3 separate regions of the Homo sapiens genome follow, and regions 1 and 2 are each linked to region 3. The links are chromatin loops, found by intact Hi-C in ENCODE. Cell type or tissue: OCI-LY7. All regions are shown on one strand. Region 1 overlaps LOC100505498 (a long non-coding RNA gene). Region 2 has its middle 710 kb from the start of LINC01966. Region 3 has its middle 530 kb from the start of LINC01966.

Region 1 (4,000 bases), 190 kb before region 3:
ACTTTATTGGAAATGCTTTTTTAAATGCCTTGTTTAGAACCAGCTTGTGTTTCTTCTATCAGTGACCACATAGGGATATTATGGAGTGTTATATCAAATTTATATCCTACTCCACAGCTCCTGAAGAGTTAAAAACTCTAACAAGCTAAAGTAGGCTGACCTGGGGAAGAACTTGAAACCAAGTTTAACAATAGATTTTATATTATCAGCCTTTGGTAGGTCTACATTTTGTAACATACTCAAATAATAAAAATGGTAAAGGTAACAATAGTGCATGTAATATTTGTGTGGGTGTGTGGTACAATATTAAAAAAAATGTGTAAAGCATTTAATGATTTAATGCCATTTTTGGCCCATGATAGGCACTTAAGAAATGGTGGTAATAGTGATTTGTTATGATTATTATTCACAGATGGTGATAGATCTTAATTAACATACAACTAATAGTTAAAATAATTTGTAACAAGAAAATATCGATAACTAATATATAAGTAGGATAAATATAATAGATATGAAAAAATGGGATTGATTTGTTTAATATAGACTGCAACATACATTTCATTCTCACTGTACTTGTGATATAGGTAAAACTCAAGAGAAAGTTATGACTATCCATACAGCAAATCATCAGTAATAAGGTGAAAATACAAGAAAACACAAAGGGTTAATTTTTTGACTTTAAAAATCTATTGCAGTAGCTTAAATAATGTAAATACTTTAGCTAGTAAAATAAACGTAATAGAATTTTTCCTTCACTAATTTCAGGATATTTTCATTGGAAAGAATATCACATGTCTAATCTAAATAATGGCCATGTCTACATAGAGCCAACTACCTTTAGAATAGGAGAAAGCCATCTTCCAGGTCTTTGTTGTACATGAATAATGTAAGGTGTCTGGATACTTGAAAGAGATAAATACAATATTTGTATGATGGAAAACATTGTTCTCTTTACCAAGATGTATTTGGACATTTTAGAGTTTACCTATATTATCTATGATATAATGTGTATCATGTCAAAAATATCCATTGTTGTTGGTGTGATCCAGAGTTTGTTTGCCTGGTATGGCAGTCACTAAAGTATTTGAGATATATGCATGCCCAAACCTTCAACTATGTCAGCAGAATGGACTTCTAATTTTACTCTGGCAGGCTAACTCACTGTCAACCCATGGCTAAAAGAGTCACAAGGATTTGTAGAGAAGGATAGCATTGATGGGATGCCATAGAAATTCATGCTGCACCTGTTCTCAAAAATAGAGCTTCCTGTCTTTCCAGCTTTCAATATAGCACCTTCCACTGATACTAAATTTGTTGATTATTAAAAAAAGGAAGAACTATACAAACAGACAGGGAAATAAGGTGCCTGTAACACCCCCTGTTGAAAGCTGCATTACTTATTCCGCTTGAATGAATTTATATTGGATAAATCTAGTACGAAGTGAAAACCCTATTTCCAGCTGAGACTTAAAGATGTTTTACTAAAACATGCTTAAGCAAATGCATTTTGATGCCTCACAAGGAGGATACACACAGAGCTGTCTTTGGGGAAGTTCAATAAAGTGTGTATCGGCAGCTAAAGAAAGATGTTCTCTATCTGATTTGCACTCATAGATTTGCATCAACTTAATTTAAAATTCCTTGTATGCACAGGAGAAATGGTTAAATATGACTTTCGGATGATACCTAACAAGGGAAAGTAACTTTTCCATTTCCGTTCAGTAGTTAGTCATGCTGCTGAAACCCCGAATGCTCACCCAGAAGAGTTCCTTTGCAGTGAAAGCCTAAGTGAGATTGCACCTTCAACTGGCATCACTCCACCTTACAGGATCCTGAAAGCTTTCAAATCCACCTCAAGCCCAGGCAGTGTCAAAGAAGGAGAGGAATTGAAGAAGCAAAAATAAATATTAAAGTACATAAGAATTAAATATTACCTTTTTAAATAGCAATTATGCAGTTGAAAACAAGATCATCACACCTGTACAAGAAAAGGCATGCAAGCCCAAAACATCTGCTTGGATCCACCTGCCAGGCACCTGTTTTGCTGTTTCAATGCCATTTGATTGCTGGAGATGTAGAGGCTCTTGTGAGGTAATGAGTGATTTTACATTATGCATGATTGAAAACAGGTGTTCTAATGCTGCACAATTCTATGCATGAATAATTCAGTTTGTTTAGAGCAAGATCTTTAAAAGAAGTACTGCATGGGCTTTATTATTTCTATAAACACGAAGGTTATTTTTTTTAAAGTATGACGATTGTTCCTTTGCAGCCAGCTTGTTTATGGCAATTTTTGTGTAATTTTATGGATGAGGAATAATATCCTGAAAGGTAAAATTGATCACACTTAAAATATGTAAGAAGTAAAATTGAAAGGTCTGTTAGCAAGAGGAAAACAGTATTAAAATTCAATGTTCTAAGTAAAAATGTCTGATTATTTCCTTCCTGCTTTGCCTGCTTTCTCATGGTAACAAAACATTCGTCTGAGGGCTATAATTAGGGAGGGGTGAACTATCTGGGAAAATAGAGAAATTGTTTTGTATCTCAGCCCTAACACTAAGCAGAGCCCAGACTTCCTTAAAGATAGAACTGATATTAGTCAGCAGCCTTTCTCTCCTTAGTTATCATGAGTTCACACCCTCTTGTAATCCACTATCAGGACATCACTGATGGAGACAATCCCTTTTGCTCTGATTCCCACTTAACGTTTTGTCTACCCTGGCTTCATAGGGTCAGAAGTGTTATTATCAGAGTGTTGTGTTTCAAATAACATGTAATGTCCATAAATTCTCAATGTTAATAGCTAGAACCTCACTTAAAAGACAAAAGGAGTTATCTTAGAGACCAAAGACACTATTGTCTTGAACCACATATGATTAAATATTTAAAATGTCTAAGGTGTGAGAGATAGAAAACTTATGTAGTTCAATTAATACTGTTTAAGTAATAGAAGACAAAGGAGAGCTATAGTCATGTTGCTGTTACTAGTTTATATTTGTTGAGTGTTTCATACCACATAAACCATAGTATGAGAGAGTTATTGACACATACTAATCCCTTCCTAAAATATACCAACTCAGCAAGTAGTCAGCTCTGAGCTTTGAGGTTTGGCTACCTTCCCTCACTTTAAGAGTTATGGGTTCCTTCACAGGGGATCTATTATTGAAAAGCTTTCCAGTTAGAAGTAAATTGTAAGACAGGTCCTTCATGTGGGGAGCAACACTGGGAAAGTCACAAAGAAAAATAGAAGATTTGGTAAGAAGGAGAGCGCTTTTATTGCTATTGACACAGTGAATTGACCTTATTCCCTCCCAAGGGGATAAGGTTGGAGAGAAGGTCTTTACAAGTCTTCGCCAAATCCAAGCATTGGCCTCATTAACTCAGAGAATCAATGCCAGGAAGGGATTCAGGAATCTGGACTAAGGGACATAAGTAACCAGAAGATAGACATGTTGGTCTGGCAATCCTGACCTAGCATAAAATGTTCACTTTTTCTCAAAGTTAAGATTTCAAAGCTTTCTTTCTGAATTTGCTAAACATTAATATAAAATATTTTTAAAATATACATCTCAATGCTGATGGATACCTGAAGTATTAAGTTGAATCATACAAAATTGAAAATCATCCTACAAATTTTTGTTAGTCAATGATGGTTAAATATTAGATCTTTCATATGGTTCAGTCTCTCTCTGCTAAGAGTTCCTTAATTTGAGGAATCATGTTTTCTTGAATACTATAAACCATACCCTTTCATTGCATGAAATACATAACTAGTAAGAAAAGCAATGCTCTCTGATAGAATTAAATGCAGTGACAGAGTGAAGCACATGTTCAGCAACCACTTATAAAGAGAAGGCTTAGCAACCATGCTAGAGTTTGGAAAATACTTCACCTCATATTAGGAGGTGGAATTAATTACTATCCCCGTGAATCTAACCTGTTCTTAATGAATTGTGTCACCAATAGATTGAAGCAGAGCTTTGCAACTTCTGAGTGGGTC
Region 2 (4,000 bases), 170 kb after region 3:
CTGTTTCAAATCCACGTTTATGGAGTGCACAACACACACCCACACAGACAAACAGACACACACAGATGTACACACATTCCTAGCCTGGTCAATTTAGATCTGATAATATTCTTTTTCCTCTTATGGACAAGGATAGTTATATATGAAATCCAAAGTGGGCCTGGAGTCTCCAATAGGGTTGTGCATCTACTGTTTGTTTTACTGCAAACATTAAGCAAGAAACACACTCTTTCCTATATGCAATGTTCGAAGCAAATTCGTCCATGTTTATGACATTGAAAGTGTGTCATTGGCTCTGCAACAGTCATATTTCAGGAGGAGGCATGATGTTTCTTTTAAACAGAGAAGTAGAAAAAATCTTCTGTGATAATCTTTGGAGATATATGAGTTCAGAATTTAAGAATTTCCTAGGCTGTTCAGGATCAGCAAGAACAAACCAAGCCTTTCTCTTAATAAGTTAAATCAGTGTTGTCCAAAGAATGAGTTGGCATGAGAGATTTGAGGTATTTAACCCTTATCCTAAATATTCTGAGAACAGGTATAATTTATTCAAATGTATTTGTTCCCTGAAATGTACTAATTGTTTTCCCTTTAGCCAAAAACTAGGAACAAGGTTGAAAATGGCAAAGTGCAGAGCATGGGATTCAGAAATCCATAAAGTTGTGAATAAACTTCTAAATAACCTGCATGTGATATCCAACTATACTAGTTTATTCACCTTAAGATTGTCCATCCTGTAACTCAAAACCCTTTGTCAGGTCTGAGAAATGGTTTGTTTTCTTAACCTGATGTTGTTTTAAAAGGCAATACCCAGATGTTCTGGGTTTGTGATAAAGAGAGAATTAATGAGTCTGTCTGTCCAACTGGAGCCTATTTATGAATCTGTATGGATGCCAATTGCAGGTTAAAGTGTGATGTTCCTGGTGCACAAAGGACTTAAAAACATTTTAGAGAAAATGAAAGGCTTTAATTAATCTTTCCTTTAAACACTTTTCTTTTTCACAGTCTACCAACAAATAGATTCAGGCATGTTCTGGGATCACTTTAAAACCCTGATCTGTTATTTCTTCTTTTTCTTCTTCTCCATTTATAAAACCTTAAAGCAATTGCCTCTGTTGATGTGAGTCAGGCTTTGCTCTGTTTTGTTACTTTAACCTTAAGCTTTACTGTAAGCTGTGTAAACTAAAATTATAGATCTCTCTTCATTTCCCAAGTTGTTTCCCTCTAAGAAATCCCTTCTGTCTTTTTCCTAAGTAAAAAAGACTAAAAATATGTTTGAATAGAAACCGTAGCAATAATGACCTTAGCTGAAGCTTTGGCTGAGCATACCCTGCATGAACCAAGAGCAAAATTCTACCTACAGTAAGCTGAGGTCACCAGGGCCTTCTCAAAGTATTTTCAATAAAGCTATTTCATTTCATTTCTTTCCTTCTATTTTTTTCTAAGCATTTAACATAGGAAATCATGATACAAATAGGTTCTATATCCATCGTCTCTTGACAAGTGAAATATTGAACTTCTCTAGCTCAGGGTAGTTTGATCCCTGATTTCTGCCTAAAAACTTGAAATAATCTTATTGAGTTAGGTTCTCCTTTAACTACTAAAGGGAGTTGGTATGTAAATCCTACTTATACTAATGAGATTGTGTGTGTAAATTACTGTATATGGAGGCGGGACTGTGCCCCATGAAATTGATGTGTTTGTTTAGAAATTACAATGTGTAACACGTCTCTTATCCTGTAGATCATAATAATTTCATAGTGCAATTAGCTAATCACAATTTAGTGACTATTCAGTTGAAGGTGTTATCTTTTATTCATATCCAACCATCTACTTTAGAAAATAACAAATGTCCATATGTTTAACCATTTAAAGACCAGCCTTCTTTAGGCCTATAACTTTTGCTAAAATGCTCATAAATGTATTCAGCAAAAATCATTATAAGAATGATAGATTTTTAACATAGAGTATTAAAAAACGAGGCTTGAAACTACCTTGCACCAAAGAGAAATAAACTATGGGTTTCATTACTTTTCCTGATATTTTTATTATAAGAATTTGTTGGCCGGGCATGGTGGCTTACACCTGTAATACCAGCACTTTGGGAGGCCAAGGTGGGTAGATCACTTGAGCTCAGGAGTTCGAAACCAGCCTGGCCAACATGGTGAAACCCTGTTTATACTAAAATCACAAAAATTATCCGCGTGTGGTGGCGGGCACCTGTAATCACAGCTACTTGGGAGGCTGAGGCAGGAGAATCGCTTGAACCCGGGAGGAGGAGGTTGCAGTGAGCTGAGACGGTGCCACTACATGCCAACCTGGGCAACAGAGAGAGACTCCATCTCAAAAAAAATAATAATAATAATTTGTTTAAAATCATTTCTTTTTCTGAAATATAGCAGATTTCAATTATTACTCAATAAGCATTTTTAATCTAAGTGTTTTAGTGATTTCAAGAACTTATTGGATTTTATTTATTTACTTGCCATGGACCTGACAGTGCTTGTAGACTAAAACTTTAAGGATTACTGGGGGCCTAGTGTTCATCTATAATTGAAATATTTCACTGTAAGTTTTATCTTTATAGTTTTTAATCAAAAAGTTTATAGCATAACATTGTGAAAATGTTAAGAAAAAGTTAATATTTTTCTTTTCTTAGTTTAATGTTAATATAATTAAACTTTGCACAGTTTATTGACCCCAGTTGTAGTAATAATGTGTAACTGTAATATCACCTAAATATATATATATGTTTGACATTCCAGTCTAAATGAAATAATTAAACCGTATCATAACTTTTAAGCTAATGTATTAGTCCGTTTTCATGCTGCTGATAAAGACATACCCGAGACTGAACAATTTACCAAAGAAAGGGGTTTATTGTACTTACAGTCCCACATGGCTGGGGAGGCCTCAAAATCATGGCAGAAGGCAAGGAGGAGTAAATCATGTCTTATGTGGATGGCAGCAGGCAAAGAGAGATTGGGCAGGAAAACTCCCTCTTATAATACCGTCAGGTCTTGTAAGACTTACTCGCTATCAGGAGAACAGCATGGGAGAGACCTGCCCCCATGATTTAGTTACCTCCCACTGGGTCCCTCCCACAACATGTGGGTATTCAAGATGAGATCTGGGTGGGGACACAGCCAAACCATATCCCTAACCCTGTGGAGAAATTAGATTTGCCCTCTTGCTTTGGATGTTATAACTAACTTGCAACTTTAATCTATACAATTTAATCTGTTTAAAATTTATATCCCTACCTCCTTGCAAAAAGAATTTGATGAATATTGCATAGAACTGACCATTTTTTCCATTATGATGGTCTTTTTATATAATTTTCTTCATCCATATTTCTCAATTTCCTGCTTTGACTAGAAAAAAAGTGAGATTATTTCAAAATTTATATTGTCACTGGATTGCTAATCCAATTTCCTTTGTCCAGAAGCTTGAGTCATTTCAAAAGTATCTAAAAATATAAGCTAAAAGCCAAAATTCTAATTGTTAAAAGAGTTTACAAAGAGACAAGAAAGTAGAGATTATAAAATAGAAGCGAAAATGATACCATTTGAAGATTCCACTGTGAAAAGATCAGTGTCCACAGGTACAGTTGATATGTAATCTTCCTTGAGGATCAGGTGTCAGTCATTTATATCTATTCAGGAAGCTTTGCATCTTACACGATTCCTCCTGTCCTGGACTGTACTTCAGCGACACTGGCTTTCTTTTCTTTCTTCAAACCTGTTAAGCTCTTTCCGACCTCAGGACCTTTGCCTGGGACATTTCCTCTGCCCAGAAAGCTCTTTCTATGGCTAGCTCCTTTTCATCTTTATTAAAGTTATATATCATCTCCTCTGAGGTATCTTCTGACAACCCAATCTAAAGTAGTTACTATCTCCAACATCATCCCTTTCTGTTGCCTTTAGAGCACTGATCACAGGATATAATTGATCCTTATTTGTTCACCTGCTGGTTTAATGCCATCTTTTGTCACTATCCT
Region 3 (4,000 bases):
ACTAACGTTTGTGATTTCCCACTTCAGCTCAAGCCCAGATATTTTTGTCAGTTGTTAATTACAGTCATATTTCTCTAAAGCATTTTCTTTTTTAAGGATTAAAAAAAGGAGAGAAGAATTTCAAGAAGAAAGGCTACACCATGCGATACAGGTTCACATTTCTCTGAGTGGAGAGGAACGCATTGGGGTGAAGGTGATAGGCAGGGCCACTTGCTGGAGAACGGGGAGCTAGCACTTAGATAGAGTTGATAGAAGTGGAAATCAGACTGGGATAAAGTCAAGAGGTAGGGCTAGATCAAGATTCAAAGCAGAAAATGGCAAGAACTCTGGCTTGACAGTAGGGATGTCACAGGGGAGAGATGAGATGAAAACATGGTGGGATGCAGTTATGTTCATTAGGCCAAGAAAACGTGTTCAATATCAAATTCAGTGCTCTTCTCTTTTTCCAGATACTTGTATACGATTGTTTATTAATTCCCTGTGTCTCTAATATTGTGGATCTTCTTCCTGTAACTCATACAACTAGCAGATTTCTGGCTTAAAGACAGAAAGGAAGGGTAGCATTTTTACATGAGGAGGGATTAAGGCAGAGAGAAGTAAATTAATTGAAGTTCCTATAATTAAATTACTAATGGTATCTGCATTAGGGTCACATTTCCTACCCCTTCATCCTGTATTATTTCTAGAATCTTTACACTGGAATTGACCACAGAGCATTGCACTGGATTTGACCACAGAGGTCATTTAGTCCAGAATTTTATCATTTGGTCCACCTTTCCTTGGAGATTAAACTAATGAGCTGGCATTGCACCCACCCACCTTGGCTTTATCCTGATAATTCCTCTCAGGGTGAGTGGTAGTTCCCATGGAGAACACTAAGCAGGTGGTTTTGTTGCACAGTGAGCCCTGGGCTTCCCTGAAATGCCCTGAAGTGTCAGTTACTGTTTTGATTGCTTTTTCATTTTTCTATCCAGACACTTGTTGACAGGAAACTCTGTGGCCACCATTCATTGCATTTAAGAAATCAAACAACCACAAACTGTCACTGTCACTTTCATTTCCTGTCATCATTCATTTTCTTGAGCTGCTGCTAGTTTATCAGTGTAGCTGGATGTCCCGTGCTCCTGGGCATTGGGGAGGAAAGACTGTAGGTATGTGCAGGTGCTGAAAAAAGATGTGAGAGGAACGCAATAAACACTTGCAGCCTCGCTCCTGGCTTTCCGTTTATGTCATTCACCTGTGGGTTTAGAAACGTTTTCTGTTTCTAGGATCAAATGGAAATCCCAGCCTTATTGCTGTAGGATTTTCTTAATCCTTCCACAGTAGTTAAAGACTCTCCCTAGCTTCACTTTGTTTGTTGTAGCTTGTGTAGGAGTGATGCAAGGCAGGCTTAACTGCTTCCATCAGCAGCTCCAGGAGGAAGTTTTGTGATGGTAAGAATTGGATTTTGTTGTCCTTCACAAGGACCTTTCTCCCAGCTGTTTCTATATAAATGTACGTCTCTATAGCTCAGAGAACTATCAGGAAACAGGTGTTTTTCCATTAATAGCCAAGATGCATCAAAGGAAGGAGAAGGTACAGCAGTATGTGAAAATCAGGTGGTCCACGGTTGAATACTTTGTACACAATAACTAATCACTCAAAGCTTATATCTATTTATAATAAAGTCTATAATTACAAGCCAGGTGGCTGTGGTTAGGAGATTGTGGGGTTTTTGAACAGGTTACTTGACTCGCCATTACAGCTTTAGAGGAGATATGTCCACCTGGGTAGTGGGTGATGTGGCACGTGTTTGCCTATAAACAGCACACATGTGCTCTGCCTTAGCTTCTTTTCAGCTGTCTTCCGAGTCTGTGTGCATCAAAGTTGTATTCTACAAATCTCCTTGCTTACTGGCAAATATAATAGCCAGAAAATTTTACAAAAGTTCTATGGGCTTTGAGTTCAGAAGTTTTGCTATACTTTTTCCTGAAGAATATTATGTACAACTGATATAAATTGGAGTTTGCTGATGCAGTATTTTGAAGTCTAAGATGTCATCTGGCCAGTTGACTCTAACTATGGAGTCTTCATTTTTTCCTTACCATGTGCTTCAGAATTCATAAGAGATGATTTGAATAGTGATATAATGACCATGACATATTGTAAAAGTGAAGTTATGAGTAATTTGTTAATTATTTATTGAGTATCTCTTATAACCAGTGACACTTTTAAGGGCTGTGGGGTATATAAATAAGTGTAGGAGATGGTTCCTCTACTGAAAGAACTCTTTTCTCAACTGGGAAGATATGATTCAAAGAGAAAACGTTGCCGCTACTACGTATTCTATCACTTGCTCAGACAATATGTGCTAAAGGTAGTAAGATATGTGGGATTATTATGCAAGGAGATTGTATTTAAAGCTTCATGAAGAAGGTGAGATTAGAAAGATGAAATTAACAGGTAAAAAGAACAATAAAGGGCATTTGGGTGTGGTGATTGTCTTAGTTTTTTATGGCTGCATAACAAATTATCACAAACTTTGCTGATTAAGATAACACATATTTATTCCTTCTCATTTCTGTAGGTCTGGAGTCTGGCTTCACTGGGACCTCTCCTCCATGCCTCCCAAGGCTGCAAACAAAGTGTCATTTAGGCAGCATTACTCTTTGTAACTCAGGATTCTCTTCCAAACTCACATGGTTGTTGGCAGAATTCAACTCCTTGCAGCTCTATGACTGAAGCTCTTGTTTTCTTGCCAGCTGATGTCCAGGGAGCACTCTCAGCTGCCAGAGGCCTCTCTCAGGTCCTTGCCATATGGCACCCTCCATAGACCTCTTACAACATGGCAACTTCCTTCTTTCAGGCAAGCAGGAGAGTGTCTGCTGCTTTAAACCTTCCTCTTCAGGAAGGACCTAGTCTCTCTTTTAAAGGCTTACCATATTTAAGTCCAGTCCACCAATGGTAATTGTTCTTTCAATTAACTCAAATTCGACAGATTAGTCAACCCAATTAGTATTGGGAGTAAAATTCAATCATTTTTACAAATTATGCACACATTCAATTGGATGGGATTGCACAGGGGGTGCGTGTACAAAAGGAAGTAGAAATCTCAGGGACCATCTTAGAATTTGCATATCATAGTGACAGAAACAATGCAACATGGAGTGGTTTCACATAGTGTGTTGGGAACATGGTTAGTTGCACAACATAACTGAAGAAATCAATTGTGAAATAATTTTGGAAATGCCAGTTTGGAAAACACAAACAGACACACACAGACACACACAGACACACACACACACACACACACACACACACACAAAAATAAGTACCTCAAATCTTTAAGCCATTGTAATGGGTTATATTGTCTTAGCATTTAAAATGAGAGTGCAAGGGACCTACTGTCCAATAGACTTAATAATCTTGAGACATCTTGTCAACTCTTCCTAAAAACTCTGATAATGACTATAGTTTACCTGTAGCTAGGAATTTTTCATTATATTGTAAAGGGTTGTGAAAAACAAAAAAGAAAAGAAGAATAAGAAAAGAAGAAGGAGAAGAAGAAAATAGGAAGAAGAAGAAGAAGAAGAAGACGGAGAAGAAGAAGAAGATAAAGAGGAGGATGCAGTGTGGTGAAAAGATGAGGAGGAGAAGGAGGACAAAGTAACTATGCATGATCCTCCAAACCTAAAATATTTATTATGTGGCTGTTTATGGAAAAAGATGCTGTCGCCTGACTCTAACTTCTAAGCACAAAACCCAAAGGCAGTCTTCAACTTGGACATTTTAGAGGATGAGTGCTAAAGAAATTACCTCAAAGTTTGTGTTAAAATGCAAACTTTATGTATTGAAAGTTTATATTAAAATCCTCAGGTCTCACTTTAAACTACAGCACTCCGAAGGGTCTTGGAAACTGTGTATGTATGAGGAAGGATGTGTGTGGCAGAACTAATGAATTCTCACTTCTCTGGATAGATATTTAACTACCCAAGCACTAGTCTGAGGCTTAGTGTATGAC

What was found. Hi-C counts contacts between places; a loop is a spot of excess contacts. Peaks named below come from ENCODE experiments on the same cell type or tissue, not always from the same donor. Only the 100,000 strongest peaks of a DNase experiment are listed, where the experiment ranks them.
Region 1: a loop joins it to region 3, with 10 times the contacts of the local background. A loop is called at or near these places in 1 of 110 quality-filtered maps.
Region 2: it touches region 3 in a loop (3-fold over the local background); 1 of 110 quality-filtered maps calls a loop at or near these places.

Annotation. Positions count from the first base shown.
Region 1 is chr2:145,218,640-145,222,639 of GRCh38, forward strand. All of the region lies in intron 6 of LOC100505498 (a long non-coding RNA gene), which reads left to right. Among named protein-coding and RNA genes, the nearest start is that of LINC01966, 340 kb to the left of the region's middle. In OCI-LY7, no CTCF peak of the experiment used is centred here; DNase peaks (open chromatin) are centred at 1,762 and 2,062; H3K4me3 peaks cover 1,271 bases; H3K27ac peaks cover 2,766 bases.
Region 2 is chr2:145,585,098-145,589,097 of GRCh38, forward strand. No RefSeq gene overlaps it. Among named protein-coding and RNA genes, the nearest start is that of LINC01966, 710 kb to the left of the region's middle. In OCI-LY7, no CTCF peak of the experiment used is centred here; no DNase peak of the experiment used is centred here.
Region 3 is chr2:145,410,657-145,414,656 of GRCh38, forward strand. No RefSeq gene overlaps it. Among named protein-coding and RNA genes, the nearest start is that of LINC01966, 530 kb to the left of the region's middle. RefSeq lists an enhancer at 1,584-1,743. In OCI-LY7, no CTCF peak of the experiment used is centred here; DNase peaks (open chromatin) are centred at 1,065 and 1,605; H3K4me3 peaks cover 2,758 bases; H3K27ac peaks cover 3,406 bases.